Regions from separate parts of the Homo sapiens genome. Here region 2 is linked to region 1. The links are chromatin loops, found by intact Hi-C in ENCODE. Cell type or tissue: MCF 10A. All regions are shown on one strand. Links, peaks and the distances in the headings refer to the core of each region. The heading gives the core; the rest is flanking DNA.

What was found. Peaks named below come from ENCODE experiments on the same cell type or tissue, not always from the same donor. Only the 100,000 strongest peaks of a DNase experiment are listed, where the experiment ranks them.
Region 2: it touches region 1 in a loop (26-fold over the local background); 56 of 110 quality-filtered maps call a loop at or near these places.

Annotation. Positions count from the first base shown.
Region 1 is chr11:10,789,351-10,794,729 of GRCh38, reverse strand. No RefSeq gene overlaps it. Among named protein-coding and RNA genes, the nearest start is that of SNORD97, 9.6 kb to the left of the region's middle. RefSeq lists a silencer at 1,973-2,112 and enhancers at 1,773-2,322, 2,323-2,872. In MCF 10A, for the core only: a CTCF peak has its summit at 2,098 (motif pointing left); a DNase peak (open chromatin) is centred at 2,069.
Region 2 is chr11:11,784,850-11,790,228 of GRCh38, reverse strand. No RefSeq gene overlaps it. Among named protein-coding and RNA genes, the nearest start is that of MIR8070, 4.3 kb to the right of the region's middle. In MCF 10A, for the core only: CTCF peaks have their summits at 260, 2,287 (motif pointing right) and 3,307; a DNase peak (open chromatin) is centred at 2,278.

The sequences.
Region 1 (5,379 bases), core at 155-5,154:
TTCTTACTTTGGAGGTTTTATGTTCCTCCTTTCTTCTGGATAACTGGATGACTGGCTTTCTCCCCCTCCTCAGGTCTTGGCTCAAATGTCACTTTTTTTTTTTTTTTTTTTTTTTTTTTTGAGACGGAGTCTCGCTTTGTTGCCCAGGCTAGAGTGCAGTGGCGCGATCTTGGCTCACTGCAAGCTCCACCTACTGGGTTCACGCCATTCTCCTGCCTCAGCCTCCTGAGTAGCTGGGACTACAGGCGCCCGCCACCATGCCCGGCTAACTTTTTGTATTTTTAGTAGACACGGGGTTTCACCGTGTTAGCCAGGATGGTCTCGATCTCCTGACCTCGTGATCCGCCCTCCTCGGCCTCCCAAAGTGCTGGAATTACAGGCGTGAGCTACCGCGCCCAGCTTCAAATGTCACTTTTATTAGTAAAGTCCTCATTGTCAATTCTGATAACCTCCTGCAGATCTTAAGGGGCAGGAAAGAAATTCATATATATATTTAAAAACTCTAAACACATCCTCATCCCTCTTTCCTTTTTGTATCTCCATGTCTCATTACATGACATACTGCATGGTTATATCTGATTCCTGCTAGAATGTGAAGAGCATGAAGTATTTGACAGTTTTTTTCACTGCTGTATTCCCAGCATCTAGAACAGTGCCCAGTGCCCGGTAAACTCAAATATTTGTTCAACCAAATCATGAATTAATAAAATTACCCTACATGGCAGGATGTGGACATAGAGGAAGGAAGTAGTGGGAAGACCTCAGACTCGAGTTGTAGATCGATCTAGGGTTAATCTCTAACACAAGCAGGGTGATCTTAGGTAAGATATTTTTTATCTGAGTCTTGATTATTTTAGAAATTATTTTAGAAAATTTAGCTTGGGCAACGTGGGGAAACCCTGTGTCTACAAAAAAAAAAAAAAAAAAGTAGAAAAATTTGCTGAGTGTGATGATGCACACCTGTAGTCTCAGCTACTCAGGAGGCTGAGGTGGGAGGATCACCTGAGCCGAGGAGGTCGAGGCTGCAGTGAGCCATGATCACGTCACTGCACTCCAGCCTGGGCAACAGAGTGAGACCCTGTCTCGAATGAATGAATGAAAATGTGGCTAACGTGCAGCTGTAGTTCCAGCTACTCTGAAGGCTGAGGTGGGAGGATTGCTTGAGCCCAAGAGTTTGAGGCTGCAGTGAACTATGATCGTGCCACTGCACTCCGGCCTGGGAGACAGAGCAAGACCCTGTCTCAAAAATTTAAAAAAAAAAAAAAAAAGAAAGAAAGAAAACAGGGTTAATACTTAAGGATTGTCATGAGAGCTAAACAAGCTAATATGTAAAAGTCACTAGGGAAAGCATCCCACATAGCAGCCCAATAGATATGAATGTCACCCTCCTTTCTAAGATTCCTCCCCAGGAGAACTGCTTCCATCTTCTGAACTAACAAGATCATTGGCTAGATATAACTAAAGGGTATAGCTCAGTCTTATTTGATCAATCAAAAGCACTTGCCAGTTGACTTTCCTCTTTCCCACTTTGTTTTTCTCCCAGCTTCTCCTCAGTCTCCTTTAAAAGCCCTCTTTTTTCACCTGGCCCCTGAATGTTGCTGTTTTGCCTCCCTCCTTCAACACTGTCACTCACTTCTGTGGATCCGATTACCAGCTATCTGCTGATGACATCTGTATCTTGAGTCCAAACCCCTTTCCAGAATGTCTAACTCGCACATCCAACCAGCCCCTGGACATATTTCTGAATGTGCCACAGCACTTCAAACTCAATATTCATCCCTAAACTTTTTGCCGCAAACCAACACTCCCTCCCTTTCTAACTCTGCAACCATAGCCTCATGCAAACCAAAAACGAATCACTTTCTCACTAGACAATTTTCCAAGCAAAGTCCTACAAGAATATGCAAGAGCCCTGGACGAGGAGACACCTGAGCACAGGGCAGAGAGTAGCGGACACAGGACATTCAAGTCCCACAGCCTGCCCTGCCCCGCCCCGCAGCCCTGCCCTTGCCCGTCCTGACCCAGGGGGAGCGCAGGAGGCTGAGCTGGACCCAGGTCCCCGACCGATCAGCAACGCTGTCCCACAGCGCCCTCTGCCGGGATGCTGGGAGACCACCCCTGGCAGGTGGGTCGGGTTGCAAGGCTCTGGCCCTTGTCCTGTACGGCCCACGCGGAGGCAAGACCGAGACCCACTGGTCACGCTCATGGAGAGGGGGAAGTGAGAATGTTGCCCTGGGCTTGGTCTCCTGTCAACGGTGCATGACACGACGATGTGACTGGTAAATGAGCAGTGACTCCTCAAGAGCTGCTCAGGTCAGCTGCACAGCATGCCGAGCCACAGAGCAGAGCGCAGGCCCCAGCTTCCCGGGTCATCAGTCTCGGAGCCTAGGCCAATCGCTGCACCTCCCCAGGCTCTATCTGACTTACCTGTGAAATTATCCTTGGTCTGCCCAGCTCTCCAGTGCGTTTCGAGGGGCCGCATCGCTAGGTATGGAACATCAGTGATGGACAGCTGTGGAACTGTTCTACAAGTCCATGCGTCTCGCAAACATGTACTGAGTACATATTTGCCAGGGGCTACTCCAGGGCCAGAGATGTAACAGTAATGAGACAGTCTTCTTCTGGAAGCAACGTTCTGGGTGATAGCAGAGAGACAGTAAATCAACAAACGTACAGTGCCAGGCAGTAAAAAGTGCTGTATGCAGGGATGCGAGTAAGGGCTAGGGAGTGGAGTGAGTGCTGCTTGAAAGAGGGGGTTCTGGGATGGCCTCAGGAGGAGGTGGCCTTTGAGCAAAGATCTAAGAGATGCCAGGGGGTGAACTCCACAGCCATCTGGAGGAACAGCATTCCTGGCAGAGGGGAGGCCAAGCTGGAGGCCCTGAGATTGGGAACGCACCTGGCCTGTCTGAGGAACAATCTGGCCAAGCAGAGGGCAAGGGGGTTTGAGGCTGAGGAGAAGGGCGCCGGCCAGTGCAGAGAACTAGTCAGACCCAGTAAGGACTTTGGCTTTTATGCTGAGTGAGATGGGCTGCCTTTGGAGGATTGCTTTTTATCATTTGTTAATATCAATCCCTCATTAAGACCAGTGCAGTGCCTGCACTGCATCCTGAGCTCTGCTAGGACATATTATGATTATTGTAGCTAATGTTTGCCGAGGAGTTAGCATATGCCAGGCTGGACCAAATGCATCAAGGTAGTCATCCCTTGTAATCATCCCAACATCCTTGAGGCAGGTGCTTCACTATCCCCCTTCACTATCCCCATGTCTGAGCCCCAAACTGAGGCTCAGAGAAGCAAAGCACCTGCCCAAGATCTTTCATGTATTTGGCAAGTAGCTATGAACGCCTTTTCTGCATTGTATTAGGCTGTTTTCACACTGCTATAAAGAAATACCTGAGACTTGGTAATTTATTAAAAAAAAAAAAGAGGTTTAATTGACTTACAGTTCCACATGTTTGGGGAGAATTCAGGAAACTTGCAATCACGGGAGAAAGTGAAGGGCAAGTAGGCGCCTTCCTCACAAGGCAACGAGAGAGAGAGTGTGAAGGAGGAACTGTCAAGCACTTATAAAACCATCAGATCTCCTTGTGAGAACTCCCTCACTATCATGAGAACAGCATGGGGGAGACCGCCCCCAAGATCGAATCACCTCCCACCAGGTCCCTCCCTTGACACATGGGGATTATGGGGATTACAATTTGAGATGACATGAGATTTGGGTGAGGACACAGAGCCACATCATATCATGCATGCTCTTTTGAAGTACTGGGCCACACATCTATTAAGTCATGGGGTGGTGATTCAAGCCCTACACTGTAACTCAGGAGCCGGTGCTCATACCAGATACACCAAAATGCATGTTGGGGTAGGGGACAGAAACTGAAGAGAGAAAGTAAAGGACCCTTTGCAGAGGCAATGAGCTCCTCATGCTTGGAAGTGTAACCAGGGCGGAATGAGTGTAGGGAGGGGCAGGTGCTTCTGAGGGTTGGGGTGTAGGACCGGAGGTGAGGAAGAATCAGCCCCCTAATCCTTCTGTCATGGGTTGAATTATGTCCCCAGCCCCCAAAGATATATGCTGATGTCCTAACTCCAGGTACCAGTGAATGTGATCTTCCTATTTGGAAATAGGGTCTTTGCAGATGTAAGCAAGTCATTAGAGGAGGCCCTAATCTGATATAATGGTGTCCTTATAATAAGAGAAGTGGCACACAGACATGCAGGGTGAGTGCCATTTGATGACAGGGGCAGAGATTGGAGTGACGTCTCTACAAGCCAAGGACTGCGAAGGTTTGCCAGCAATGCTAGCAGCTAGGAGAGAGACATGGACAGATTATCTCTAGAGCCTTCCCATGCCCTGCTGACACCTTGATTTTGGACTTCTAGTCTCCAGAACAATGAGAGAATATGTTTTTGTTGTTCAAGACACCCTGTTTGTGCTACTTCATTACGGTAGTCCTAGAAACTAATACATTGCCCCCAACCCCAGTACCATCACTTCCATCCAGGGCCACCGTGCCCTCTAGCTCTGTCCCTTCCTCTCTCCTCCCCTGAACCCACCAGCTGCTTCACAACTCAGCTAGGTACAGAAAGGTGAGGGAAGAGCTTGGACGAACCAGTAAATAAAATGAGTGAATGAATGAGCAGTGGAGCTCTATTTTGTTCTGAGAAAAATTCTTTGAAGAAAATTAGTAATCTACTTTAGTACTAAAAAATTAGAAAATAAGCCAAAAGAAAAGATATAAAGCTAAGCCTATTAAAATTTTTCATAATTTGGGGTGAGGTGACTTTTCTTTTCTTTGCTTTGCTTCTTTTTTTTTTTTTTTTTTTTTTTTTTTTTTTTAGAGTCTCCCTCTTTCTTCTAGGCTGGAGTGCAATGGCATGATCTCGGCTCACTGCAACCTCCACCTCCCGGGTTCAAGCAATTCTCCCTGCCTCAGCCTCCCGAGTAGCTGGGATTACAGGCGCCTGCCACAACGCCCGGCCAATTTTTGTATTTTTTAGTAGAGACAGGGTTTTGCCATGTTGGTCAGGCTGGTCTTGAACTCCTGACCTCAGGTGATCTGCCCGCCTCAGCCTCCCAAAGTGCTGGGATTACAGGCGTGAGTCACCGTGCCCGGCCTAGGGTGACGTGACTTTTCTAAGCACGTTACTCGGGAAAGTTCCAGATTCTGTAGGGCCTGAAGTTTACATAATTTGGCAGGGGTGGTGGAGGTCTCTTTAGGAAAAAGAAAACAAAATCACAAATGAAAAATTAGGTGCAGCCTTGGAAGAGGCCCAGGCAAGTGAGGGACCCTGATGCCTAAGCTTTAACTTCATGGAACATCTATCTCTTTGTGAAAAAAATATACATATCCAGAAACGATGAAGGGAAATGTTGAC
Region 2 (5,379 bases), core at 153-5,152, 1.0 Mb before region 1:
GGCAGAGTCAATAGACAAGCAAGTGATTTGAAAAGAATAACTGTACCGCAGGTGACAGGTAGAATATGTGTAATGAAAATATACTATAAACTCTTACAAATGGCAAGCAAAAGACAAATATCCCAGTAAAAAATGGCCAAGTATTATAAATAGGCACTTTGTGGAAAAGCAAATTCAGTTGTCAACAAACATAGGAAAGGTTGCTCAAATTTATTAGAAGTTAGAGAATGCAGAGTAAAGTAATACGGAGATTATTACCCCGTCAGACTAGTGGGAAGCAGCAGTCATGCCGCCTGCTGGTGAGATGTAGGGAAAAGGCCCCTGCATAATTTTGACCAAGGAAATGTAAATTATTTCAGTCCTTTTGGAAAGTAATCTGACAACTTCTTTTAAAAATAAAAAGTGCTGGTGGATTCCTTCCACCTAGCAATCCCTTTCATAGGCTTTCTTTTCTATGCATAAGCCCAGTCTGATTGAAAGAGATTTCTGTAAGATATTATTCAGTGAGAAAAACAAGATGTCAGGAAATGTGCATAGTATGATTAGATTTTTGTAAGACAATCAATGAAAAGCCTCCCTCAATATGAATGTGAGTATGAGAGATTAAATAAATATGGAGAAATATATGGAAGGATACATGCTAGGCTATTGACATGGATTTTCTATGATATAGGGGGGAAGGGAAGAATTATAGACCCAGTATAACTTCTTGAACCATTTTCTATACAATACATTTAAGTGATTTCTTATTTTTCCCAATTTAAAGTTTTATTCTACTGAAGTTGTTTCTACTGAGGTCAATTTTTTCCACATACATTTTTTTTAAGGCTCAGTAATTAGCATTTTTTCTTATCTTGTTTAATTATTACTTTTACTATTGTGAGTTTTCTTCTTGGCCATTGTTGTTAGCAAGTACAATTCTCCTGGGTAAAATTGACAGGTAAAAATTTGTAAAGAAAATTTTATTTTTTTTAGACGTGGTCTTGCTCTGTTGCCCAGGCTAGAATGCAGTGGTATGATCTTGGCTCACTCAGCCTCCCAAATAGCTGGTACTACAGGTGTGCACTACCACACCTGGCTAATTTTTGTATTTTTAGTAGAGACAGGGTCGCGTCATGTTCCCCAGGCTGGTCTCAAACTCCTGGGCTCAAGTGACCCACCTGCCTCGGCCTCCCAAAGTGCTGGGATTAAAAATTCTATTCTTTTATATGAAAATTTTTAGTTCGAATTTTCTATTTTCAATATTACCTAAGATGTAGGATTCTTTTTTTATTTTTATTTTTTGGTCGTAACAAATTTTACTGTTTGAAGCTTTTGCCATTGCTAGTTTTACTTCGAACAGATTCTTTCTGCAGGTAATATTTGTTAAGAATTGGATGAGTTAGGGATTTTATATTTCTTGGCACAGAGAACAAAGCAAATGAGAAGAGCAGAAATGTGAGATTTAAATGTACCATGGAATGAAAATATATTTGGGGTCAAAAAGTTAGGGTCAAAGTGCTTTCCTCTGTGCCTGGCACAAGCTAAGTAAGTGCTTGGTAATTACTAATTATTAACATTATTACTTTAAGGTGTAAATCATTCTTTTATTCACTCCTGCTGCTCTATTTAGCCATCCTAGTCTATGCAATGCTTTGTGCTTTGGTTTAGGGAGACAACAATTTTTGTGGCTCCAGGGCCAGGGCAGAGTAACCTAAGTGAAGCAGGTCAAGGGAAAGGTCCGAAAGGGAGTGGTAGGGAGTGTGTCACACTGGTGAGGCCATGCTCAGGCTGAAGGGAGCAGTTGCTCTGGCTAATTGCTGTCATGAAGGAGTGTGGATCTTGTGTTGCTATATCTTTAGATTTTACAACATGCTGAAAATATCCACGTTTTTAGGTGAAATCTGATATTTATGTGCTGGTGGGTAATTTGAATTTTATTAAACACAGTGTGGGCCAATATGATGCAGTTTGAACAAAACATGTCTGCAGGCCGCATGCTCGTTTCGAACTCCCTGGGCAACTCAGCCCATAGCTGTCCTCATGTTCCCAATGCTGGGAGCTGTGATCTATTAGGCAGACGTCACACTGTCTGAAAAATACCTCCTGCCAAGGAAATTAGGTTGTGAGTCAACCCCAGGATCCGATAAGTCAGGGGTGCACTAGGTCTAGATCTGAAGGATGGAGGCCAGGGGGAGTGTGTTAGGGAAGGAAGGATTTGCCTAGATGCATCTGAGATTGTCTCCCATTAGTATCAGGGCATCCCCTTGAAATACCTGTGTGGGTTGTTGGCTGTCCAGCAGGTGGCAGCATTAGAACAGAGATGGGCCAAGTTAGGCCCATAATATTTACAACTCCGTCCTTCCTTATTTGCGTATGAATAAGGGAAGAATAGATTACTGCAGATGAGCTTTAGAGGGAAGAAAATTATTTGCCATATATTTTTAATTAAAAAATACTTAAGCCCCTACTCAGCGCCAGCTACTGCGCTGTGCACTTTCTCAGCCATCATCTTATTGAATCCTCACAACCTGTGATGTAGGCAACCCTTTCCCCCATGGTGAAGATGAGGAAATTGAGTCCCAGAAGCTGAAGGAATCTATCCCAGGAAGTACAGTTTCTGAGAAGCAGAGCTGAATCAGCAAGTAGGGCTTTGGTCTTTTCACAGAATCACACCTGATGCTGCAAGCCTTGTGGTCGTGTGGTCGTGTTGCTGTCTCAGTTCTGTTAACATTTGCCTAATGATCCTGAGAAACTTGGTCTCTGTTCTGGGACAGAGAAAGCAGAATGCCATATGTCTATCACATGGCAGGGGACATTTGCTCTAGACACTCAACAAGGTGGCTGTGCCCCAGAGCTGGTAATTGAGAGAAGATTGATCCTATTATGGAGCAATGCTGCGTGTGCAGTCTGAGAGTGGATGTGGACATTTGATGTGTTCCTCCTTTTCTAGATAACATCTCCTGTGACAAGCACAGATTGCTGTTTCCTTTATTTCTTACTGTTCAAAGCATTGGCATAGAAAATGAGTTATCTAAGAAGCTGAATGTTTCTTGTGATAAATGTGAGGGGCCGACCATCATTCCAGCCATTCAGTAATTAAGGCTGCAGGATGCTTGCATAACAGACCTATCCCTTGCCTATTTCATACGGTGTCAGATTGTGTTTGATTAATAATGATTAATCTCATGATTTTGTATAAATGGCTTAAATCTGTGAAACCATTTGCCAAATAAATTAGATCCACCAGCAAAGTTCAAAATTTCTTCCAGCAGAGGCAGTGTTGGGTAGAGAGCAGATTCAGAACATCCCCACTTCCTATGTGACCTCCTGCAAGTAACTAGTCTCCTAGGGACTCTGTTTCCTCATCCGTAAAGTAGGGGGTGGAAAGGATGACATCAAAGGGTCCTGCCTGCTTTGAGAGTCTACGATCTTCTGGAGTCCGAGTGGATCTGCATGTGAACAGAGGAGATCCAGAGATGGGCACCTTCACAAGAACGATCCTGTCACTGGCTAGTTGGAACCAACTAAAAGGACACTGTTAAATGACATTTAGAGAACATGGGTTTGATCAGACAGTTGTGATCCAAATCCTGGCTCTGCCAGTTGCTAACTGTATAATAATCTTCGAAAGTCACTTAAATGCTCTGAACCTCCACTTTCTTAGTAGATAACCCGAAGATATGCTGTGGGTGCTAAAAAGTCATAGTTATATCCTTGACATGTGTTAGCTGCCTAATGAATGGTAACAATTTTCATTAGTCATTGTTGTGGGTTGAATTGCATCACCTGACAATTCGTATGTTGAAGTCCTCATCCCCAGTGCCCTACTTAGAGAGTGACTTTATTTGGAGATAGGATCTTTATAGAGGTAATCAAGTTAAAATGAGGTCATTCTGGTGGAGCCTAATCCAATATGACTGGTGTTTTTATAAAAAGGAGAAATTTGGACACAGAGACATGCGTGAAGAGAAGACAATGTGGAGAGACATAGGGAGAAGGTGCCATCCGTGCCAAGGACACAGGCCTAGAACAGATCCTTCTGCACAGCCCTGAAAAGGAACTCACCTACTGATACCCTAATGTTAGACTTTCAGCCTCCAAACCATGGACAATGAATTTCTGTTGTTTAAACCAGCAGTCCCCAACCTCTTTGGCACCACGGGCTGGTTTTATGAAAGATAATTTTTTCACCAGGGTTGGGGGGTTGCAGGGGAATGGTTTCAAGATGATTCAAGCACATTACATTTATTATGCACTTTATTTCTATTATTATCACGTTTAATATATAATGATATAATTATACAACTCACCATAAGGTAGAATCAGTGGGAGCCCTGAGCTTGTTTTCCTGCAACTAGGTGGTCCCATCTGAGGGTGATAGGAGACAGGGACAGATCATCAGGCATTAGATTCTTTTTTTTTTGGGAGACAGAGTCTTACTCTGTCGCTGAGGCTGGAGTACAGTGGCGTGATCTTGGCTCACCGCAACCTCCGCCTCCCGGGTTCAAGAGATTCTCCTGCTTCAGCCTCCCGAGTAGCTGGGATTACAGGCATGCACCACCACGCCCAGCTAAATTTTGTATTTTCAGTAGAGATGGGGTTTCACCATGTTGGCCAGGATGGTCTCGATTTCCTGACCTCGTGATCCCCCTGCCTCTGCCCCCCAAAGTGCTGAGATTATAGGTGTGAGCCACCATACCCGGCCTAGATTCTTATAAGGAGCATGTAACTTAGAGTGGTACTGGTCTGTTGCCTGGGGGTTGGGGACCCCTGGTTTAAACCACTCAGTTTTTGGACTTTGTTTCAGCAGCCCTAGAAAACTAATATAGTTATTTTCATGCCATTCTGTTGCCACCTTCCCCTGTTCTGGATGTGCCTTGTAACACCTACTAAGTAACTTGTAACACCTAGCAAGTCTGTGGTCATGGCTCTATGTTCACTGCCTCAACTGTTCCAGAGTGGTCAGCAGGCCCTTGGGAAGTCATAAAAATAGTATTTATTGACGTTTTCAGTACTTTATACACATTTCATTAGATAAACTCTCACAACAACTCTCTGAGAAAGATACTATTATTGTCCCCATTTTATACCTGAGAAAATTGAGGCACAGATATGTTTAGTAACTTATCTCACATCTATGAAGTGGTACAGCCAGGAGGTGAATAGGTCCAGACACTTTGACCCCAGAGTCCTTGACCTTCGTTCTCACAGTGAGCTCTTAGTAGCCCCCATGCAGACAAGCTTAGAGATGACTGGAGTTGAAGGAATAGTAAGTCTGGATGGCCACTGCTCATCAGTAGGACTCTTGGCAGCAGGATGAAGCTGAAATCTCCATGCCTCTGCAGTGGCCTCTGAGGATCTACCACATGGCATCACTGGAAAATGCTGGACAAAATG